Regions from separate parts of the Homo sapiens genome. Here region 2 is linked to region 1. A link is a loop called in an ENCODE intact Hi-C map of the cell type or tissue named here. Cell type or tissue: transverse colon. All regions are shown on one strand. Links, peaks and the distances in the headings refer to the core of each region. The heading gives the core; the rest is flanking DNA.

Region 1 (5,897 bases), core at 898-5,897:
TGCAGCCAAGGGGGAATGTGAGAGGTTCAGAGGCCACCCCAGGGAACCTGCACACAGCACGGAGATCTTCCGTTTCCTTCACAGTGGTACCCAAACCCTGGTATTTGTCATCAAAACAAAGGCCTGCGCCACAGAGCACGGAGCTGTAACATCTGTGGCATTCGCTCCACCTCCTCACGGCTCTGCACCTCCCAGCATCCTAAAGAAAACGTGGGCTGGGCGCAGTGGCTCACACCTGTAATCCCAACACTTTGGGAGTCTGAGGCAGGCGGATCATGAGGTCAAGAGATCGAGACTATCCTGGCCAACATGGTGAAACCGTCTCTACTAAAAATACAAAAATTAGCTGGGCATGGTGGCGTGTACCTGTAGTCCCAGCTACTTGGGAGGCTGAGGCAGAAGAATCGCTTGAACCCAGGAAGCGGAGGTTGCAGTGAGTGAGCTGAGGTCATGCTACTGCACTCCAGCCTGGCGACAGAGTGAGACTCCATCTCAAAAAAAAAAAAAGAAAAGGAAAAGAAAATGCATGTGTCTGGATATCTCTAAAGGAAGCCCTCGCTCTGCGGAGATGCAGGAGCACAGCTTGATTGGAGGGCAGCTTCCGTTCCTTGAAGGCAGGCTCCCAGGTGCAGAGCGAGGAAGAGGCCGCAGTGAGGCTGAGCGTGTGCCTGGTCAGTGCCCCTTGGCCGTCCTTTCTGATGTTGGCCTTTGCTCTTGTGTAGGAGTCATCTCAGACGGCTCAGTACCTATGGAGGCACACGTCACTGCGGTCGCATAACCGGGATGAGGCTCAGCCCCCATTGATGCCTCTTCTCTAGACGCATCGTAGTTCAGCAGGTGCACCTCCCTCCGTCCAGTCTGCCATTTCTCCTTAACCTTCCCTGAGAGTCTGTTGCTCCAGCTCCATTGCCCGCACGGCCCTTCGGTTCCTCACAACCCCTGGTTCTGGTGGGGTGCCTGGAGTGCCTCCTCTGGCAGGGGTGCCTCCTTGGATCTGTTTATCCTGCAGGATTCAGTGCCCTGCCGTTGTTCCTATGTGCGTGGCTGCAGACTTGCAATCGGTGATAAAGCAGTGTGGCGTGAGGCGCCAGCATAACCGGGGACCCCGGGTGTGTGGTGGCTTTTCCGGTGCTCATCACAGCCACCCGGCGAGCAGCCTCTGAGGCCATCTCCATTTAAACTTCTGGAAACCGAGGCAAGGGAGGTGGAGAGACTTGCTCAGGGTCACAGAGAGTCACACGAGGGTCCCCTGTCGGTGGCGGAGCCTGTGTCCGCCCCCACCCGTCCTGCTGTGTCTGCCCCCAGCCGCCGCTGCTGGCTTCTCAGTTTGCTGCTCCGTGCTGCACAGTCCCCTCTGTCAGAGCCTGGTCGCTGTGCCCTGTGGCCCTTCAGAGAAAGGCCTCCCCGTTCTGATGTGCGTGTGTTGTCTTCTGACCTCGATGCCAGTATGTTTTGCGTGAGTGGCCAGCTCGTCAGCGGGGCCTCGGGTTCCAGGCTCGAGCGCACTTTTCAGACCCCGCGTGTGTTTCTCAGCACGTTTGTTCATTCACCGTTCATTCAGCAGACATCTGCTGCGGACTGGCTGTGTGCTAGGGCCTGTCCGAGGCTCTGGAGCCAAGTCCTTGCTCGTTAACTTACATCCTGATCAGGGGAAGAAACGCACATAAGAGGAGTGTGAATGTACCAGGAGAGCCATGTGATCGCACACAAGAGTGCCTGGATGCTTCTTTGATTGGGCAGCCTGATGAGGCCCATGAAGAGGCAACACTGGAACTGAGACCACCTGGCCAGACGGGAGCAGCCATGCCGGGACCAGGGGCAGCGTTCCAGACGGGGAGCCCCACAGCCTCTGAGCCAGGCACGAGCTTGGGCTGTGTGGCAAGGGCCTTCTTTGAAAGAGGCATATGTAGCTTCAGTATTTATAATTAACACCGCTAACCTGGCAGCACTTAATGGGTCTACAGGGGCCTGTGTGAGTCTGACTCAGACCACTGCATCAGATGGGGAAACTGAGGCACTTAGGAGCTTGATGGCTACCTACAGAGGACATTTTGCTCCATGAATCAGTGGCGTGACCCGCAGTGGCCGCAGAAGGGGCAGTGGCACAAGCCTGACTAGTGGCTCCGTTTGCAGAGGGGGTGGGGGCGACTGACGGCCAGCAGGAGGGCCGTGGTGTTCTCACCTGAGAAGGCGGGCGAGCACTCCTTTTGCTAGAAGAGGCTAAGAGATCTCTACGATTATTTCCATGGATGATGACCCAAACAGATTTAGTGTGGCTGCGTGTGTAGCTGCTGTGTCTTCTAGCTGTTTCTGGAGACCAGAATGTGCCTCCCCGAAATATGAAGAATTGTTGGGCTGAAGACAATTAAGAAGCAAGTGCAAGAGAGCTCCTTTCCTGCCTTCTGTTTCCCTAAAGCAAAACATAGATCTACAGAGACAAAGGCATCCTGTCCCGCCCCGTCCCAGGGAGGACAGCAGCAAGCCCCGAAGACAGCTCCAGGCCCACGCGAAGGTGTTTCCTTCATTTTCTAGATGAAGTGACTGAGTCTCAGAGAGGTTAACTCACCTGCCCAAAGTCGCACAGCTAGGAGTGGCCGAGCCTGGAGGACAGAGCCGGGTCTGTGTGATGCCACCCCCAACTCTGCATCGGCTGGCGTGTGGAAGGACGTCCATCCCTTCACGTCCCTCTGCGTGTTTGTGAGTGCGATTCTGAGGAAAGTGGCATGAGTTTTCTGCATCAAGATGCCTGGTCTCAAAGGGCGGGTTCCATGTGGACCTGACAAAATGAGGGGATGTGTACAGCATGGGAGGAGAGACCGGTTATTTTGACCCAAGCCCCGGGTGCCCAGTGGTAGGAGGAGTGCTGACCTTCTGTGTGATGCATGCCCACCAGGAAAACCTCAGAGGATTATCCCAGAAATCAGGCATAACCACACAAGGCTGCCTGTATTTGGAAACTGTCTTTCCTAGGGTGTTTTAACAAATTCACAGGAAGACACAATTTACAACCAGGCTAGGAAGTGACTCTGGGATTTCAGCATCTTTTCAGAGACAGAAAGATCCAGATGAGCTCAGGACAGTCGGGGGAAGGTGGTGGCAATCTCTGTCAGAACCGTGGAGTGTTCGTTGAAGATACTTCCACAGCAGGAGAGCTCCACGCCCCATCCTGGAAGCTCACCCTCCTCCCCTCCCACCCTCTTTAGGCCAGATTTTTGCAGAGAAGCTCCCTGATGAGATGCAGCGTGCAGGTGAGAGTGGCGTCTGGAGACAGCCTGGAGGCGGCCAGTGCCTCCGGAGGGAAGTGCTCCCCAACCCCGGCTCTGCTGGAGCCCGTCCTGCTTCCCCTTATTTTAGGAGCTGCTTTTCTCGATGTGGCAGGCCTTTCAGCAGCTTCTCAGGAGACTCTGCTTGGAGGTGGCTTCTCCCATGTGACTCCTGCAGCTGCCTCTCAGGAAAGGTCTGTCTGAAGGTCGGCCCTGACACCGGGAAGCCCACAGAAAATCTGTTTTGCAGAAGTGCTTCAAAAATAAACATGGGCTCAGATGTCTTTCTGATGGGCTTTGGAATCTGCCTGTTTAATAAAAAAGAATCTGCTTTTCATTATGTCATCAACATGTTGAATAAGAAAATGGGGAATTACCCCTCGCCTCGCTGTGGCCCCATCTCTCCCTGTGGTTTTTGTTTGCAGCCTCCAGAGTGGCCATTCCTGTCCATTGTTGTTGTTGACTGACTCCAGGAAGGGGCAATAATTTGTCGTTCTATAGTAAGTCAGGTAAAAGGTGAATTATCTCCTGTAATATTAACTCTGCTTACTGTTAAGTCAGGGAAACTTCCTCCCGAGTTCAACCCTACATTTACTTCACAAGTAAAGATGAGCAGAAGTCTGTACTAGGGGAACCATTAAATACGGAAGGACAGGATCCAAAGAGATGGCAGCACTGTGCATATGAACCATGTGATTTAGAAACCGAGCAGAGATTTTTAAAAATCATTAAAAAACAAGCCGCCTCTGGTGGTTTTTAAAAAGCCAGTCAGCTTATGCAGGGGTGGAATTATGGAACTTTCTAGTTTCTATTGTCTCTCGGGTGCCATGTTCACTCCAAACCATTTCGGTAACCCTGAGCCAGTATATCCTCCTGGAGAAATTAACAACTGCTTCCTTTAAGTCAATGTTTTTCAAAGTTCAAGTCATGGTTGATTAGTGGCTATGAAACCAGTTAGGTGGGTCACAGCCAGCATTTTAAAAAAGAAGAAAATGTCATTGTTTTCATAGTAAGATAAGTGTTCCGTGGTCCTGTTGCTTGAACATGTATCTCTTTTTTGGTTTGCTTTTTTGTTTCTGTTGTTTGGAGGCATGGACAGGGTACGAACCTGTGAATATGTATCTTTATATGTGGTTGTGTATGTGTGTTTGTCTGGTCACCAAAAATATTCCTAGGGCTCATGATCAAACAAGTTGGAAAGCTTCTTATTTAAATGATCTCTACTCTTATGTTAATTGGGGACCTAGACACACTGACCACCTTAATTGCCTATACTTTAGTTACCATCAGTGTTGTGAATACTTAGTCGTTTTCCAAGAACAACCTTGCCCCAAATCCCTGCTCTACCATCATCAGCCTTGTGCCATATTATGGTTTCCTATAATCTGTCCCATTTTTAATTAGGAATATTGCTTATACGTATATCTTTTTTCTTTGATTTTTTCTTTTTTTTAAATTCTCTTTTGCTTATACATATATCTTAACAGCCTCTTCTTTTCTTGTTGAAGAAATAATTTTGACAAGTTTTTACATTTTACTTTAAATTAAAAACTCATTTCCCTTTTGACCACATGCATTAACCCTCAGAACTGAAGAAGGCCAGATTAACCGTACCAACTCACCCTTCTTGGGAGAATGAAGCAAACCTTTTATCATCAAGATATGTCACCCTTTATCTCTGGTAATGCCTTTTGCCTTAGAGTCCACATTTTTAAAGTATCGTAGCTGAACAACTGTCTCTTGGTTAGTGTTTGCAGAATGCATCTTTTTTATCCATATGTATATAAGGTAGATCTCTTTTTGGCAATATAGTTAGCTTTTATTTAGTTTTGTTTTAAAATAGAGACAGAACATTTTTGGTTTTAATTAAAGTATTTAGTTTGTTTACATTTAGTGTAGTAATTGATATATTTGGGTTTAAGTCTGCCTCCTACTTGCTTCATCCTTTTTTTTTCCTGTTGCTTTTTATTCTAGCCACCCCACCACCCTTTTTTTTGGAGCGGGGGGAACGGAGTCTCACTCTTGTGGCCTAGGCTGGAGTGCAATAGCACGATCTCAAGCTCACTGCAACCTCCACCTCCCAGGTTCAAGTGATTCTCCTGCGTCAGACTTCCAAGTAGCTGGGATTACAGGCACACACCACCACACCTGGCTAATTTTTTGTATTTTTAGTACAGACAGGGTTTCACCATGTTGGCCAGGCTGGTCTTGAACTCCTGACCTCAGGTGATCCGCCCACCTTGGCTTCCCAAAGGGCTGGGGTTACAGGCATGAGCCACTGTGCCCGGCCAAGCCCCTTTTTTTTTTAACTTTTCTTTTTTCTCCTCCCTTACCATCTTTTGAGTTGATTTAGCAATTTTATTACACCTTTCTTCTCTTCTGTTGGCTTGTTAATTTTATATTCTTTACTATACTTTGAGCATCCTGTTTTTTCCATTAACTGCCAGATAGTATATGCCTTAGACTTTGCAGGCCATGTAAGGTCTCTGTCTCATAGTCTTCCCATTGTTACAACTCTTTAAAAATGTAAAAACCATTCTTAGCCTGGGGGCCTTAAGAAAACATGCTCCTGGCTGGATGTGGTCCTTGGGCCATAGTTTTGGTGACCTGCTTTAGAAACTATAACGTGCATCC
Region 2 (6,996 bases), core at 757-5,756, 220 kb before region 1:
TTCTCTGCAGTGGAGACTGCTCATGGAGCATCTGATTTTCTTCTGGACCTTCTATTTTGAGCTGCATTCACAGAGCACACCTGAGAAATGGTGGCCAAGGGGAGTGATCTAGGACCCTGAGAAACCTGGAAGCAGCTCCCCTTAGGGAGAGTTGCAGAGGGCTGGGGATGTTGAAGGAGAGAGAAGGCTCTGGAGGAACTTGGATACTCCTTTCCAGGCTGAGAAGTGCTGCCCTGGGCACTAGAGAGGGAGAGCTCTGGCCATGGCTTCTGAGGGCCAGCTGCAAGTGGACACTGCCATGGGACAAACAGCCTCATCTCACTCATTGAACATTCCAGGAGGAACTAAATGACCCCTCTCAGGATGTCACGGGATTTCTATGTTGCTGGAAAGATGCTTGTGGTGGAAGCGTGGTTACTAGGTGGACCTGGATTCAGAGGACAGCTCAGCTGATTCCTGGCTTGTGGACTTAGATGGGTTGAACCTTTAAACACTCAGAACATCAGTTTCCTGTAAGGTGGGGTAAGAATGCGTGTGTACTGTGATTGATGTGAATAAAAGGAGCACTGTTGCCAAGTCCCTGAGTGCAGACCCAGCAGGTTGGAACCACTTCTTTTCTGTTCCCTGAACAATTGGACTGTGTGGACGCAGATCCTGCTTCCCTGAGCTGCACGGCCCTCTCTGATCGCACATACATGTGTGCATCTGACACATATGCTTGAGTGTGAGGGTGACAGCGGTCAGACAAATGGGCTTTTTTTTTTTTTTTTTTTTTTGAGACAGCGTCTTGCTCTGTTGCCCAGGCTGGAGTGCAATGGCGTGATCTCGGCTCACTGCAACCTCCGTCTCCTGGGTTCAAGCGATTCTCCTGCCTCAGCCTCCCGAGTAGTTGGGACTACAGGCGCCCGCCACCATGCCTGGCTAATTTTTATATTTTCAATAGAGACGGGGTTTCACCATGTTGGCCAGGATGGTCTCGATCTCTTGACCTCGTGATCCGCCCGCCTCAGCCTCCCAAAGTGCTGGGATTACAGGCGTGAGCCACCGCGCATGGCCAAATGGGCTGTTTTAAATCTATTAGAAAAATTTTTCACAATTTTTAGTCTCTATTATTCTTTCTTTTTTTTTCTTTTTTTTTTTTTGAGACGGGGTCCCACTCTATCACCCAGGCTTGACAGAGTGCAGTGGTGTGATCTTGGCTCACTGCAACTTTCACCTCCCAGGTTCAAGCAATCCTCTCACTTCAGCCTCCTGAGTAGCTGGGACCCCAGGCATGCGCCACCACGCCTGGCTAAATATTCTCAGTTATACTTTCAGTACACATAAAGGCAGTTGTCAACCAAGCTGTTTGTTAGAAAATGCTAACTGTGGTCCCTGTCCACTGCCTCTTTCCTGTTTTTTTTTTTTTTTTTTTTTTTTGAGACAGAGTCTTGCTCTGTTGCCCAGGCTGGAGTGCAGTGGCGCGATCACCGCTCATTGCAGCTTCTGCTTCCTTGGTTCAAGTGATTCTCCCCTGCCTCAGCCTCCTGAGTAGCTGGGATTACAGGTGGGCACCATCATGCCAGGCTAATTTTTCTACATTTAGTAGAGATGGGGTTTTGCCATGTTGGCCAGGCTGGTCCCAAACTCCTGACCTCAAGTGATCTGCAAGCCTTAGCCTCCCAAAGTGCCGGGATTATAGGTGTGAGCCACTGCGCCCAGCTGTTCACTGCCTCTTTCTGAGGCCTGTCCCACGTGGGACCTTGTGAGCTGGTGGAGGCCTCTTGAGGGCTGGCAGGAGCCTGTGCTACCTCTGGGCCCAGCACCTATGCTCCCGGGAGCCGTCCCGCCTCTTGCCTTCAGTCTTCATCTGTACTGTGAGGATCATCCACTGGCCTCCCAACCCGGTAGTGAAGGGGGAATAACAAGGACGTCTCTGGAAAGTGCTGCAGGTTCCCCTGAGGAAAGCTATTGTAGAGTAGAAACGAGAATGCACCCCCGGAATCAGCTCTCCGATGATATGCAGGTGCAGCTGCCTCCAGCCCTGCCGTTGGTCAGGAGGAGGCAAGGGGTACCTAATGTGCTCTTATTTGGCCCATGATGAGTGGAGAAAGAGACCTTTGCCCAGGTGTCCATGTCACTGAGGCAGTGGCGGAGGGTGTCCCCCAGCTCTGCAGTGGTCACCCTCTGCCTCCTGTCCTCGGGCAGCTGCCTGTGGCTGCAGGCGGTGAAGGTGCTGTTGGTTGTTTGCTCCCAGACCTGGCTGTGGGGCCTGCTCTGCAGAGGTCAGGGGCATGGCGCAGGGGGACCCAGCAGGGAGCTGGAGCCAGGCAGTGCGGGCTGAGCCAGGCCGAGGAGACCCCCGCTTTTATCTTGAGTGTTGTCATCTGATGCTGAGTTCTTTCTCAGCAGTGAAGGGGAATCAGTGTCCTGACTTGAATTGCACTTTGATGGGGTTTTTAGTTTCTGTGTGTTGGATTTTTACTGAGAGCTCTAGAGAAACTAGTCACCTGGGGGTTTCAGAGGAGGGTTGTGAAGTGCTGAATTTTTCTTTGAGCTTTTAAGGTCAGAACTCAGGGGAGCTAAAAAAAAATGAAAAAATAATAATTTAAACCTTATAAGGTGACTCATAAATAACTGCCTTTCAAGATGAGTGGAATTCTTCTGGGAAAAAGCCCTGTGGAAATTCTCCTGACCACCGAGAACAAAGAGGACCACTGCTATAAAAACCTCCAGAATCATCATCTGCGGATGGAGGGAAGACTCTGCCAGGAGTGCGATTTTTCCTTTATGTGTTACTCCGTTTACCATGTCTCAATAAAATGGCAGAGAAAGTCCTTTTCCTGTGTTTCATTTTTCCCACAACCTTTCCCCTTTTGACTTCTTTGGGGCTTCCCCTTATCTGAGACTGGCCCACCGCAGAATTCAGCTTCACGGGCCTGTCCGGATGGAACGTGGACGCCATCATGTGTTTACTGCTTTTATCTCTTAGCCACTTAGAAACATTGTTACCATGAGAAAATGGGAATTATGCTTTGATCCTTGAGTTAAATCGAGGCTGTGGTAGCTGGTGAGTTATGAGGCTTTATTAAAATAAATGATCTTGGATGTGTTGGGTATTCACTGGCAAGATGTTACCAGAACTCAAACATTTAAGATAAGCCACATATTATTTGTATGGATTCATAAAATATAGAAAGAGCGTGAGCTGGCTATGGCTGGGTTTTGTATCCTTTCCCCCAACTCTGTTACACTTTTCTGAAAGAAAATGAGACTTTGCTTTTATGTGAATAGCTGTAGAAAGCTAGGGAGGGGTGCCATTTGGAAATTGAATTAAAACCAAATTATGTAAGAATGTGGTTAGTTTTATAATATCCTGTTCTTGTTTCAGTGCTTTGGTTTATTATTATTATTATTATTATTATTATTATTATTATTTTTGTTTTTTTTTTTCCTGAGATGGAGTCTTGCTCTGTCGCCCAGGTTGGAGTGCAGTGGTGCGATCTCGACTCACTGCAAACTCCGCTTCCCGGGTTCAAGCGATTCTCCTGCCTCAGCCTCCTGAGTAGCTGAGATTATAGGCACGCGCCACCTCGCCCAGCTAATTTTTGTATTTTTTAGTAGAGACAGGGTTTCATCATGTTGGCCAGGCTGGTCTTGAACTCCTGACCTCATGATCCATCCGCCTTAACCTCCCAAAGTGCTGGGATTACAGGCGTGAGCCACCGCGGCTGGCCGGTTTATTATTTTTTCCTCAGTGCCGTGGAGGCGCACAGGGCTGCTGCACCCGTTAGGGTGGCCCTGGGTCCTACAGCCCCGGGCACACGGTGCACAGCACTTGCGTAGGGTGGTCCTGAGTGTGCACGCTGCTACGTCGCTCAGGCTTATGTGCCTTAAGCAGTTGCATAGTTTAGGCACAGTGCTGCTTCTCAAAGTGAATTCTACTTGGAGCCACTTATATATAGATTAGATTTTATAATGTGTAATATGAAGAGGAGCCTGGAGGTATACTTAATTTAGGAATTATATTATTTTTGGTTTGGGTTTTAAAGTATTTGAATGCCTGTTAAACCAATTCTGTAGTGGCTAGAGGTTCAAAATTTGTAGTATTTATGAAAAATACTCATTCTAAGTCTGCTTCCTTTTATAATTTAGGTATATACACTCTCTGTTCAGAATTCCTCAATACAACGCATTAAATATTGTTCCGAGGTCTTCTGAGCCCCGTTCTCAGTGGTGGCCGTGAGCTAACATTTCCACATCTGTCACAATGTTGTTTGCAGTTTGTCGGGAGGCGCTCTGCAGCCAGGCAGATGGAGGGGCCGCTAGGCAGGATGTTGCGAGTCTGTGAGGGCATCAATCCCCCGTTTCTGGCATAGATTTAATTGTTTGGTTCAACTGGGAAGCCATATATTAACTTCTACTTCAACCCATCCTGATCTCTCCACAGATGCTAGTTTTATACAGGCCTATTTTTCTCTGAAATTGAGCCTGAGAGACAAAAATCCACACTTGGGCTGTCATAGATTTTGGTAAATTGAGTCTTGTGACTGATTGGTGCCTCCTGCCTGCCCCGTGATCCTGTATGTAGTAACCACGTCGTGATCACAGGTCATGGATTGGGGAAAGTTGCCTCCAAAGATGTGGGTGTCTGTTTTTCACTCCACTTTCCATTTGGCCAAAAATTCAACACTTCAGTTTCTGTTTCAAAAAAGTAACAAAGAATTAAAAGGAAAAAAGCAGTAAGAAAGTTTGGGCCATGGTGGTGCTCTGGTACCCGCCTTCCTGTTTCTGCCTGTGTCGCTCTGGCTGGGCAGGGTCCGGGCATGGCAGCCCTCCCCTCTCTCCTCCCCCTCTGCCATGGGGGCCTGTGGTTCAGCTGCCAGGCGGGAACTGAAGAGCAGCCCCGGGCGCTGCAGCTTCCTGTCCTGCCCATCACGGTCAGGGACGCCGGTGTCCGTTCCTTCTACTCCAAGTCTGTCCCGAGTTTGAATGTTCAGATGCCACCAGCAGCTCTTTAGGGTCTGGACCAAACGTCTGATTTTTCCTCTACTAACCTGATATGTTTCTCATGGCCTTTCTCGCCTTTTTGCCATGTGTGATAGCTGTTCCTGTTCCTTGGACTGGATTTTCACGGGCTCGCTGGCAAGCAGGTCCTGCATAGCATGCTCAGCATGTAGCTGTGCTCCGCGTCTGCCGGATGAACACACGAGCCGGTCATGGGCCACGTCAGCAATGTTCTCGACCTTTGTAAGCTTCGAGAATGTGCTGTGTGTACAGAAGGACGCGCAGCCAAGTATGCGGTGGAATATCCAGAAACAACACGGGGCTTGTCGGGTGCAGACGGGGCGCCTCACCGGCCCGGCGCAGCCCCGCTCGCCCCTCTGGCCTCCCCCGCAGTTCCCCTTTCCTGGTTGTGCAGCATGCACTCGCTTGCCTTTTTCTTTTCTCACAGTTTTATCAACTGTTTGTGCATCCCCGAAATAATACAGCTTTGCCTGGTGTGGAAACGTATATAAACATTATCATAGTATCTGCGCTCTTTTGTGTCTTGTAAGACACCCGAGATCGATTCTGTTGCCGTGTGTAGCGGCGGTTATTCTTGCTGTTGTCGTGAGCCATTGAATACAGTGTCGAACACTTGGGTTGCCCAGTGTGTGTGTATGATGAATAGTGCTGCTATAAGTGTTTTTATATATGAATTTTGGTTAGCACCTGTGTGGATTTTCGGGAGGTAGTTGCCTAGGAGTGGAATTGCGTAGTAATCGGGTTGGGTTTTAGCTGAGGTTGTTTCTGCTGCACCACACTCCGGCCCACACTGTTACGCATTTTTACTGTGTTCATTCCTGTGGGTATGTATTATATCATGGCTGTAATTTACTTCCCCCTGGCCCCGACTTTGAAAAGTTGTATTTATTTATGAGATACAATGTGATGTTTTGATAGATATATACATTGGGGAATGATTAAATCGAGCTTATTAACAACCATCACCACACATATGTATCTTTTTTTTTTTTGGTGGTGAGACCATTTGCAATCTCTTTGCAATTTTAAAATATATAGTGTTATTAACTATAGTCAGCATGCTGCATAGTAGATCTCTGAACTTACTCTCTGTCCAACTGAAGGCTTGTGCCTTTTGACCAACATCTCCCCTACCCCTTCCACCCACTAACCTCTGGTGACCACCATTCTACTCTGCTTCTGTGAGTTTCGTTTTTTTAGATTTCTCATGTAAGTGACATCATGTGGTGTTTGTCCTTCTGTGGCTTATTTCACTTAACGTAATGTCCTCCTGGTTCATCCATGTTGTTGCAAATGACAGGATTTCCTTCTTTTTTTTAATGGCTGAGTAGTATTCCATGGTGCATGTATATCACATTTTCTTTATCCATTCTTTTTTTTTTTTTTGAGATGGAATCTCGCCATGTCGCCCCGGCTGGAGTGCAGTGGTGTAATCTCGGCTCACTGCAACCTCCGCCTCTCGGGGTCAGGCAATTCTCCTGCCTCAGTCTCCTGAGTAGCTGGGATTACAGGTGTTCACCACCACGCCTGGCTAATTTTTGTATTTTTAGTAGAGATGGGGTTTCACCATGTTGGTCAGGTTGGTCTCAAACTCCTGACCTCAGGTGATCTGCCCTCCTCAGCCTCCCAGTGTTGGGATTACAGGAGTGAGCCACCACGTCTGGCCTATCCACTCATTTTTTGTTGGACACCTTGGTACATTCCATATCTCGGCTATTGTGAACCACACTGCAATGAACATGGGTATGCAGATGTGTCTTGAACATGCCGATTTCAATTCCTTTGGATATATATACCCAGAGGCAGAATTGCTGGATTCTATATGGAAGTTCTGTTTTTCATTTTCATTTTCTTCATGACTAATGAAATTACACACCTTTTCATACTCTTACTGGTGATTTTGTTAGGATCTTTTGTGATGTACCTGTTGAGGATTTTTGCCCTTTTCCTGTTGTATTGTTTCTTATTGATTTGTAGGAATTCTTTAAA

Evidence for each region. Hi-C counts contacts between places; a loop is a spot of excess contacts. Peaks named below come from ENCODE experiments on the same cell type or tissue, not always from the same donor. Only the 100,000 strongest peaks of a DNase experiment are listed, where the experiment ranks them.
Region 2: a loop joins it to region 1, with 2.2 times the contacts of the local background. A loop is called at or near these places in 2 of 110 quality-filtered maps.

The regions. Positions count from the first base shown.
Region 1 is chr17:80,802,099-80,807,995 of GRCh38, forward strand. All of the region lies in intron 7 of RPTOR (regulatory associated protein of MTOR complex 1), which reads left to right. It overlaps LOC101928855 (a long non-coding RNA gene), which reads right to left and starts at 3,534. Exons shown (of 4, transcript NR_110852.1): 1 at 2,869-3,534; 2 at 2,567-2,776; 3 at 2,183-2,410; 4 at 1-1,641. In transverse colon, for the core only: no CTCF peak of the experiment used is centred there; no DNase peak of the experiment used is centred there.
Region 2 is chr17:80,581,788-80,588,783 of GRCh38, forward strand. All of the region lies in intron 1 of RPTOR (regulatory associated protein of MTOR complex 1), which reads left to right. LOC105371922 (a long non-coding RNA gene) reads right to left here and starts at 5,174. Exons shown (of 5, transcript XR_007065932.1): 1 at 5,037-5,174. In transverse colon, for the core only: no CTCF peak of the experiment used is centred there; no DNase peak of the experiment used is centred there.